2 separate regions of the Homo sapiens genome follow, and region 1 is linked to region 2. A link is a loop called in an ENCODE intact Hi-C map of the cell type or tissue named here. Cell type or tissue: OCI-LY7. All regions are shown on one strand. Links, peaks and the distances in the headings refer to the core of each region. The heading gives the core; the rest is flanking DNA.

Evidence for each region. A loop is a pair of places that touch in the nucleus more often than their neighbours do. Peaks named below come from ENCODE experiments on the same cell type or tissue, not always from the same donor. Only the 100,000 strongest peaks of a DNase experiment are listed, where the experiment ranks them.
Region 1: a loop joins it to region 2, with 2.0 times the contacts of the local background. A loop is called at or near these places in 9 of 110 quality-filtered maps.

Annotation. Positions count from the first base shown.
Region 1 is chr5:149,772,817-149,778,189 of GRCh38, reverse strand. The region is part of intron 1 of PPARGC1B (PPARG coactivator 1 beta); the gene reads right to left. Among named protein-coding and RNA genes, the nearest start is that of MIR378A, 43 kb to the right of the region's middle. RefSeq lists enhancers at 557-736, 4,481-5,320. In OCI-LY7, for the core only: CTCF peaks have their summits at 1,984 and 2,190 (motif pointing right); a DNase peak (open chromatin) is centred at 2,199.
Region 2 is chr5:149,642,288-149,647,660 of GRCh38, reverse strand. No RefSeq gene overlaps it. Among named protein-coding and RNA genes, the nearest start is that of ARHGEF37, 63 kb to the right of the region's middle. In OCI-LY7, for the core only: a CTCF peak has its summit at 2,254; DNase peaks (open chromatin) are centred at 850, 1,700 and 2,220; H3K4me3 peaks cover 980 bases; H3K27ac peaks cover 1,472 bases.

The DNA of each region.
Region 1 (5,373 bases), core at 206-5,205, 130 kb before region 2:
CATGGATACGAGCAGCCAGGTACTCTGTGTGTGTGTGTGTGTGTTGCTGCTCCATGGAATGTGAGCAGCTGGGTACTCTGTGTGTGTGTGTGTGTGTGTGTGTGTGTGTGTGTGTGTGTGTGTGTGAGATGCTGCTACATGGATATAAGCAGCCGGGTACTCTGTGTGTGTGTCTGTGGGGGGGGGAAGGGGGGCACTGCTACATGGATACAAGCAGCCGGATACTGTGTGTGTGTGTGTGTGTGTGTGTGTGTGTGTGTGTGTGTGATGCTACATGGATATGAGCAGCCGGGTACTCTGTGTGTGTGTCTGTGGTGGGGGGGGAGGGGGGCACTGCTACATGGATACAAGCAGCCGGATACTGTGTGTGTGTGTGTGTGTGTGTGTGTGTGTGTGTGTGTGTGTTACAAAGACAGTTTTTAAATCTCTACTTCCAAGTGTCCCCATCTTGGGAAGCTAGAGGCCCTGGGTGGTGTGGTTCTCATGGGGAGAGAGGACCAAAGAAGGCAAGATGTGAGGATGCTGGGGGAGGGGCCGGCTGCCCGGCAGTTTCCTTAGGAGACCCAGTCTGTAAAAGGAGTGAAGAGGCCTCTGGGACCCATGAGGGACAAGGCAGCCACTTAACTCTTCCCTGCCTGCGTGGGAGGGTGGCGGAATTTCCCAACACACTCCTGAGCTCAGAGCCAGGCAGGCCCCCTCCCACTCCTGATTGTCAGCACCACTCAGGCCAGGCCTCACAACCGGGCAGGGGCTGCCAATGGCCCAGGGGGTGGTGGCTTTTGGAAGGAGGTAGGAGAGTTTGGGTGGTGGGGGGAGGAAGGGAACAGGTTCTGCAGACAGAGAGCTCAGCAACCGTGGCATGTGTTTCTGGACTTCCCTCTAAAGTTTCCACATCTGTAAAGTGGGCAGAGCATGTGTGGTGAGCAGGGGTCTTTGTCGGTCTATGTGTGTTTGGGAAAATTGAGAAAATGACTCTAAAGCCAGGGCATATACTAAGTGCTTTTGATAAATCGTAGATGAAAAAAGCCACAAAACTGCCTCAGCAAAAACAAGAAGAAGAACAGATTCAGACTGAATTCTAGCCTCGCCTTGCTGCTTAAGGGAAACCACACTACCTTCTGAGGCTCAGGCCCAGCACCTGCACAATGGGAATAACCTCCTTCTTGCAAACTGAAAGGGCTCCCCACAAGGACATGATCATTAACAATAATGGAAGAGCTGGGCTGAGGGTGGGGAAGGACTCGGGACCAGGAACTGGGCAAGAGCAAGGGTGTGTACACACATGTGTGTGCAGAGTGCAGGAAGCCAGGAGAGCCTCTCCCTGTCCGCTGCCAACAGGAAAAGGTTACGGGGCCATTTCCATTGTCAACTGAGAACCACATACACAATCCTGCTCAAACTTGTCTGAAGCCCCAGAGCTAGCAAGTGGCAGAGAGGGGATGTGAATGTGGGGCTAACTGCTGAGGCCACAGTGCCTCCGTTACACTACAATGGTGGCCTCTGGGTGGGTCATTCCCAGGGCCCCAGATGTCTTCATTGCATCCTAGCTGCAGCTGACACCAACGACCCACCCAACTCTCATCAAACCAGCAACCACCTACACATGCTCTCAAGATCCCCTAGTTCAACGAATGCCAACCACAGCAGTATTACTGCCAGGGAGCATGTGGGTGTTCCACCTACCACAATGATTTGACTTGGAGATCTGGGATGCAAACTGTCCTGAGTGCCTGGGGCAGTCCTACACAATGCAAAACTGTCCAGCCTAAAAAGCTTTGGGGTGCTGCTGGAAGTTGAAAAAATAAAAATAAATAAATAAAAAAAACCTTTGGAACCTCTTTTGGGAAACGCTGCATAAGGCAGAATTTTTGTAGTGCAGATAGGAAAACCAAGGCCCAGAGAGGGAAAGGAATTTGCCCATGGTCTCATTGCAAGCTAGCAACAGAAGTGAGGCTATGGTTCAGCCCCTACTACTCCCAGTCCAATGTTCTTTCATCACCTACACTCTGCTGCCTTTTCTATGACACCTATTAGAGTTAGAATAGAATGTACAGGGGTTCAAAAAGAAACATACTTGTATGAAGAGAAAGTTAGTAACAATGACAGAGGAAAAGAGGTGGTATCTTGGTATGGCAGAGAAGGAGGTGGAGGGGAAGAGGGTTGGGCAGTCTATGTATTCTTGATGCTAACCACTAGGGGGCAATACTGGCTTTGGACAGCTTGGTTATGTCATAAGAATTTGTTAGGTCAGGGAGAGGAAAATGGAAGGACTTATTTCTATCCAATCTGATTTACTTTCTTTAGACAGTCCAGTGCACCTAATGCCACAACTCCCTTTATTGTTGCATGTGGAGAAAGAGAAGGGGGTAGGGGGTGAATTGGAGAAGGAGATCCAAAGGCAGAATCTGATCAGAAAATCCAGAGCTCAGATCCCTGAGTGCTTCCTGGCTCCCATCCTAGGACAGGGAAGAGTGTGGGCATCACTAGCCAAAGCCCCTACCACAAGGCATGCCTAGCTGCAGACTCAGCATGCCTTTCTAGGTCTCTCAGAAAATGTTTATCTCAAGTGTCAGCTTCAATTAATTGGGAGGACTACCTGAAGCCTTGTTTTGCAGTGGATTCTGAGGCCTCTTGGAGCTCAGGGGTAAGAGTGTGGAGACTGAATTCGTTCTGTCTGCCATGGGTGCTGAAAGGCGCATCTCAGCTCCTGCACCATCTCAGTCACGACCTTTATCCCTGTGGCCACATGCGTCACCCTACTGCATCCTCCAAGCAACCTGGGCGGCAGGCAGGGCAAGAATCACTGAGCCTCTGTGAAGGGAAAGAAGTTGAAGACCTGCAGGGCCACGGAAGCTGTCCAAGGTTACACAAGGCCGTGATGATAGTGGGGACAAGAACCTAGGCTCCATATCACCTCCTATTACCACTATGCCCTGCCCTCTCCAGATCCACAGAAAAATGTGCATTCTCAGCTGCCTCTGCCCCCACTGGGCTGTAGTTATGGCTTCTACAGTAACGCCCAGAGTAGGAGGTGATAGTTCAGCCATGTGGGGCTGGCAGGAGGCCTCCACAGTAGGGAGCTGCCCTACTCCACCCCTACACAACCCTCAGCTGCCAATGAACACAGCCCACCAAAGGGAGAAGGGGGAAGCAATTCTAGGTGGAATTGTGGAACCAGTTTCCCCTGCCTGCTGTGGCTGCAGCTCGCCCGGCTCTCTGGCTGTGGGGACATGCTGCTCCACTGAGTCCCAGATGAGCCCATCTAGATCCTGGGAAGCGCGAGTAGGGATAGAACCCAACCACTAGACAAAATGCTCTCAACTCCCAAAGCAGCAGCCTGGTCTCCATGACTCCCATGAGTGGATCCTGGAGAATCTGTCATCTTCTGAGAAGGCCTGAGGATCCAGCTACAAATGGAGTTCTGCAAGTCAGTATAGGGCCAGAGGCAGGAGGGAGAGGGGGTGAGGTTCAGGCCTGCCCAGCTGCCAGGTCACACATGGGGCAGGGACCTAGTCATTACAGGTCCCTAAAGCCCTGGCACCCTAAATAGAGACAAACTCCTAAGAGGTGTGGCCTGCATGCTAGATGAATGAATGAACAAATGAATGAATGTCAAAGCTGGGAGTCCTAGAGATCATCCCAATCCCCGCTAATGCTCGGATGTGATTATTGTGGTCAGGCCGGTCATCGTGGGACCAGAAGCCAGAAGGATTACCAGCGCCGCAGACCTCTACTGATCCGCTGCTATATGCCCGGCTCACTGCTAAATGCTATATGCCTTACCTGTAGCATCTCATGGCAACCTCACAGCACCCAGGGCTATGCCAGATTTTTAGCCCTGCTGTGCAGGTGAGGAAACCGGAGCCCAGTGCACACAGTCAGTAGCAGCAACACTAACTTTAACTCAGGCCCCGACACCCATTCTGTAAACTTCTCTACGACGGTGTCCCCTCACTAGGGGGGAACAGGGGACTCCACAGGCTCTCTGCCTCATGGCTGCTGCAAGGTGCCACCCCTGGACTTTCCGCTGGGGCTCTGATGCCCATGTCACCATGGCCTCTCCCCAAAGGGAATTCAGGTCAGAGCTGAAAGGGGGACCCAGGACAAGTACCTTCTTTGCTCTCTTAACTGGTGCTACAGTGGCCAAAGCAGGAGGGCTCAGGCTGGAGCCCTGAGGCTCACCACTGGACACCTGCTTTCTGACTGGCAGGTACAGGCTGCCATGCATCTGGGGACAGAGCACCAACATTCCAGAGAAATGCCAGTGGGGTGCCTGGCAGCAGAGGTGGGGCAGGCTGAGCCCCGCCCACAGTCCCCAGTTCTCATGAGAGTCACCAACACGCTGGGCAGCCAGTTCCCTCCTGAAGTTTGCACTCAGCTCCCATCTGAGAGGGATGGGAGCTGAGCCTCCCCCACGCCTCCAAGCGCTTCACCTCACACATCCATTTCCAGCACATGGCCACCCTGCCGGCCCCATCTCAGTCCCTCCCGCGGCCGCTCTGCCTCCCATCACCGTGTCTGTTAGCCTCCTCACATTCTCAGTGCGTAACTACACACTGATTTGGATATGTGATTTCCATCTGTCTGTCCTCCTCCTGACCCCTGTCTGTGAAGGTGGAGCTGCCTTTTGTGAGGAGGGACCTGGGAGGGACCAGGCTAGAACAGAGCAACCAGCCAGGCAGGGGCCAGGCTGAGACACACCTAAGAGTAGACGCTGCCTTGCCCCACTCCTGCCCACGGGGCAGAGCAGGAGCCGCAGGTGTCTTCCCCTGTGTAGGCAGCACTGGCTGAGGAGGGTCAGCTGCCAGGCTCACCCATGCACCAGCTGCACAAAACATGGCAGACAGGCCGGCAGGAGGCCGGGGTCATGCAGCAGCTTCCATCAAGCTTCAGGAGGCACAGCTTTGTTTCCTCTGGAGGCTGTTTGGATTAGTAAGAGACATGTAGCTCTCATCTGGCTGCACAAGACACGACCACAGCAGTCCTTGCCTCACAACCTGAACTGCAGCCTGTGGGGTTGCCCCAAACACCAAGAAGGTACAGACTGAAAGCATCAGCCCAGCCAACACTGTTAACCAAAAACTCTAAGCATGGGCAGAGCTGGTACACGGGCAGAACAATATCTCACAAACACCAAGCATCATACCCCAATAGAAAATATCTGCAACAAAGACCATCTCCCCAAACACCTCCTGCAACGCCACCACAGCCAGCGCCTTTACCTTAAGCACCAGGTATGTTCACAGTACAACCACTGGCATAGGATACCATCATACTAAACACACACACAAATATCTTCACAAGGTCACAAACACTGTCACACCAAACCCCACCGAGGAATCACCACCACCGCCACCCAGTCAGCAGTTACAG
Region 2 (5,373 bases), core at 189-5,188:
TTGTTGGCTTCATTCTTAGCCACCAGTTCCAAGATGACAGCCACCAGCCAAAAGCCTAAAGTCTCCGAGAAAAGAGAACCTCTCTTCCTTTACAGCCTTGACACAATTCTGGGGGCTGCCACTCCAGCCTCTGGACGGATCACTCTGTCTGTGACTGGCCAGGCCTAGGAAAATGCTTGTGCCTGGAGTTTCAAGGGACCAAGCAGGGTGTTCACTCACACCACACGGTTGATGTGTGGGGTAGGTATGGCTCTCAAGAGAACATGGAATCTATCCTTGGGGGAAGAGGAAATAGGTTCTGAGCAGATAAAAATGCTACAGGGCTCAGCATCTGCGTTTCTCACCAAGTCATGCAGTTAATTTTGATTCCCAGGCAAGGTTGGGAATGACTGCTGGATAGATCACTGGTTTTAGGCCTCATTGGGGCTGTAGACTCTCCTTCCTCCTAGGAAATCTTAAACTAGGGAATAAACAAAATAGGCTAAAAAAAATGACCCTGTCCTGGTAGAAAGAGGGCCTTGGGGGCCTCCTATCATCTCCCAAGTAGCCCTTAAGACACCTCAGGGGCTCCCTGAGCTGCTACCTTTGCAAAGCTCCAATTCTCTGATTGCATTGCTTTCTCAAACCCCTTTGGCTCTGATTCTTCAACCCTGCATTTGGTGCAACTGGCCAGGATGAGGCTCAAAGAGCTCACTCAATGCTGTCACCCACCGCAGCCCCCACCCGCGTCTTAGAAGTCAGTGAGCCAGTGCCAGAGGAGTAAATAGGGACAAAAAGAGCCGGTGGCGGGCTTAGAAGGTGCATCAGACATGCCACGTCTGTCAGATGCTTCTGGCTTTGAAAGCCTGTCTTGGCCTGAGGCCAAATGACTTCCTGGGCTCTGCAGAGCTGCTGGGCCCTGGGGCTGCGTGGGTGGTAATGACCTGCCTGCCTGTCAGTGACGGAGGGGATGGCGACAGTGCTGCATCAGTTGTAGCAGAGGGAGATGCTACAGGGATACTTTGGCTGGGGAGATGTGGTGGAGGATAAAGTCAATTTCACACTTTATTAGTCAGTTCAGGGCCAATTGAGGCCATCCAGAAATGGGGCTGAGGCCCCAACTCTCTCTCCTTCCTTCACCAGCAAGAAAAGCCTCTTTCGCCTGAAATTCTTCTTGTCAAAGGAGGAGTATTTCTTTCTACTCAAAACCCCACAGCATTCAAACAAGGAGTTGCAATCCCTTTTATTCTGCAAGAGATGCTGCAGTTGAGAGAGGCCTGCAAGCTAAGAAGTGAGCAAATGGTGCTGGGGTGTGGAGGTTGAGCCATGTTTTTAATTCATTTGTTCATTCCTCTGTCATCCACTCAGTGTATGTCTCTGGGAGCCTACTATGTACCAGCAAACTGAGCTTGATGCTGAATGTAAATAATAATAATAATAATAATAATGGAATCCTCATTTGTGTACTTGTCCATTTATTCAACAGCTTTTCACTGAGTACCAACCACGTAGTAGACATGGTGCCAGGCTCTGGGGATGAAGTGTGAACAAGACAGACATGGACTCTGCCTTTATGAAGCTGACTCAGTGGGAGAGACCCTCAAGTAAAACAGTAAAACAGCAACCTCAACAGAGAGGGAGAAGGACCTGAGTAGAAGGCTATACAGAAAGAGCACCTGAACCAAGCAAAGAGGACTTCCTGGAGGAAGCGACATGTCACTGAGATTTGAAGGATAGTTTAGCAGGGGTGAAGGAGAGTGGGGAAGATGAAAGAGCACGTGTCAGAGAGAGCAATAGAGAAACTTCAGCTCAGCCAGGGCAGAGAGTTCAAGTCGGGGTGGGAGGGGACTAATAAACAGAGGTCGGACCATAAAGCCTTGGAAGGAGTGACACAGTGAAATCTGTGCTTCTGAAAGCTGGCCCTGGTGGTGACCTTTCGAAGAAAAGAGGGAAGGCAGGAGGAACTGGGCTGGAGATGCCTCGAGAGGCTATTGTAGGATAAGAGATGCACACTCAGGGACCCCAATGTGGGGCGTTCGTTGGCAGTGGGCATGATGAAACGTGAGTGCTTTCGGGAGATCTGAGGGATGTCATGCTCTGCTGGGGCTCCCTGTAGTTCAGACAGTTGGGTACAGTGGACAGACTAGACTTCCAGTCAGACGAAGCTGAGTTCAGAACCTGCTCTTTTCTTAATTCCCGTGTAGCCCTTGGCAAGTCCCTCAGTCTCTGGGCCTCCGTCATAGGATGGGACTCGTAACAGCCATCTAGTGAGATGACAGTGCATTAAAAAGTGTGCACACAGGGCATCTGTAAGGGACATGAAGAGAATGGTAAACTGTCAAAACTCAGCCCAGGCCAGCAGTAGTGGCTCATGCCTGTAATCCCAGCGGAGGCGAGGGCATCTTTTGAGGCCAGAAGTTCAAGACCAACCTGGGCAGCAAAGCGAGACCCCTTCTCTACAAAAAGTAAAAAATTAGCTGGGTGTGGTGGCACCTCTGTAGTCCTAGCTACTTGGGAGGCTGAAGTAGGAGAATCTCTGAGCCCAGGAGTTCGAGGTTGTAGTGAGATCATGTAGTGTAGATCATGCCACTGTACTCCAGCCTGGGCAATAGAGTGAAACTCTATCACAAACACACACACACACACACACACACACACACACACACGAAGAAAGAAAAAAAGAGAAAACCTCAGTCCACAGGAAAACATCTCAGTGCAATCCATCCACTTCCCCGCTGCATTAAAGCAGACACAGTCACTGAGCTGGTGTCCTTTCCTTATGGACTGGGGTTGAGATCTTAGCTCTGGATTTCTCTCTGTGGCCTTTCTGGTCAATTGATTTCATGGGACCTCAGTTTTCTCATCTGTAAAATGGGGATAACAATACCTACATTGACAGGAGATTGACCGAAAGATACCTGTAAGGTGCTTAGCACAATGCCTGGTATGTAGTAGCTGTTGAATAAATGATCATTAGGATTCTCGTTAATATTCTCCAGTCTCATCATCAACCATCAAGGTAGCCTAAGCACTGGCTTTATGCCAGATCCTGTGCTGGGTGTCAGAGATGAACAGAAGATCATGAAAATGTCTGTGAGTATTTTTAAATGCTTACTTGATGTAACTGCTGTGTGTGTGTGTGTATCTCAGTCAGTCACTTAACCTACATATCAATCAACCCTAGGACATAGCTAATGTTAGTATCAGCTCCATTTTACAGAAGAGGAAGTTGAGGCTCCGAGAAGATAAAGAACTTTCCCAACATCATGCCAATCTGCCTCTTGAGGGTCTGGGGTCACCATTCCAGTGTGAGCCAGCCTCTCTGCTGAATCGGCTCTACCCAACTGCCACTCAGGAACTCCTTCGTTGCAACTGACAATGACCCCACGTGGCAGTCAAACGCTCTGGCGACTAACTGCGTGGGTTTGAATCCCACCTCTGCTGCCTAGCATCTCTGTAACCTTGGGCATGTTATTTAAAGAACTGTTCCTCAGTTCTTCCTCTGCAGAGGGAATCACACAGAAGCATTGTGAGGGGACGGGATAAAGGAGACAGTCGCCCGAAGCATCTGGCCCCAGCCTGGCATGCACAAAAATTCAAGAGATGTTGGCTACTATTCTTAAGCAAAAGGGAAGTCTATTGGTGCCTGTAAACAAACTACAGAAAAAGCAGGGGTGGAGCTGAGCCTGGGTCACTGAACTATGGGACTTGAACACTATCAGAGGGGCCTGTTGGTATCCCTGTGCCTCTCTCTCGACCTTTCTCTGACTCTCACAATTTCTCTCTCTGTCTCTCTGACCCTGTCTTATTCTATGACTCTTTCTTGTTTTTCTCTTTTTCTGTCCCTCATTCTCTCTTGGCGTCACTTTTATTCAATCCCGCTCATTCTCTATGCTGTCTCCTTCTCTCTCTCTCTCCCTGACACTCTGTCTTCCTTGTGTCCTCTCTGTCTCTCTCCACTGAAGTATTTTCTCTCTTGTCTCCTCTTCACATGCCAGCCTCACTCTCCTGGGCCCATGTCCCCAAGATGTGAGACCGTGGGCCTCAAGTAAGGTTGCCAGATAAAATGCAGGGCAGCTAGTAAAATGTGAATTTCAGACAAACAGTGAATAATTTTTTAGTATAAGTATGGTCCCAAAATGTTGCATTGAATAAGAAGGATAAAGACCCTGCCTTTGAGGAGCTTACTTTCTCTTGAGTGAGCCAGACAATAAACAAATACAGAAACAAGAAAACAAGGAGTGATGTGTTCTGTAATGAAAATAAGACAAGACCAGGCACAGTGGCTCACACCTATAATCCCAGCACTTTAGGAGGCCAAGGTGGGCAGATTGCTTGAGCTCAGGAGCTTGAGACCAGCTTGGCCAATATGATGAAACCCCATCTCTATAAAAAATACAAAAATTAGCCAGGCTTGGTGGTACAGCTATTCGGGAGGCTGAGGTGGGAGAATCACTTAAGCCCAAAAGGCAGAGGTTGCAGTGAACTGAAATTGCACCACTGCACTCCAGCCTGGGTGAGAGAAAAACCCTGTCTCAAAAAAAAAAAAGGTTTTATTTTAACAAAATAAGAAAATAAGACAGGGTGATACAATAATGAGTGGTGAGGGGTGAAATGGGGAGGGCTGGAGGCCACTAGATTGAGTGGTCAGGGAAGGCGTCACTCAGGAGCTGACATTTACACTGAGACCTTCATGGCAAGGAAAACTGGCGATGGGCAGATCTGGGGGAAGAGCATTCCGGGGAAGGGAACAGGCAGTGTGCAGTGCAACGGCCCTGAGTCAGGGACAAGCTTAGTTAAGAGTCGCTGAGAAACGGAGACAGAGCAAGTGTGGCCCTCATATGGTGACCAAGGGGAGGGTTGTGCAAGGTGAGTGGGACAGTTAGGGCCTCTTAGTTCAGAGTAAGGAGTTTGGGTTTTGGTACAGTTTTCAGCAGAGGACTAACATTCTCCAATTTCCTATTTTGAAGAATCACTTTGCTACACTATGGAGAGTGGGTTGTGGGTGAAGGCTGAGGTGGGAACAGAGACCTTCAGGAGTCCAGACAAGAGATGATGGGTGAAGTTGCGGAGAGGGTGGAGGTGGAGCAGAAGTGGACCAATTTCAGGTAGGTTTGGGAGGGAAAATGAAAGGTTTGAATGTGAAGGGCTGAGAGGAAGAGAGGAATCAGGGATGAGGCCCCGGTTTCTGGTGGGAACAATTGTGTGGATGATGGCACTGTTTACTAAGAGGGGAAGACTATGGGAAGAGTGACACAAAGCCTTGCTTGCCGTCATCTTCCCCTCTTAGTAAATTGCAGGTTAGGTGTTTGCAAGCTCCAAGTTGCAGGGTAGGTGTTTATTGTTGATGTTGTACCTTACAGGGGGCTAAAGAAATGTGACCGAATTTTGGGG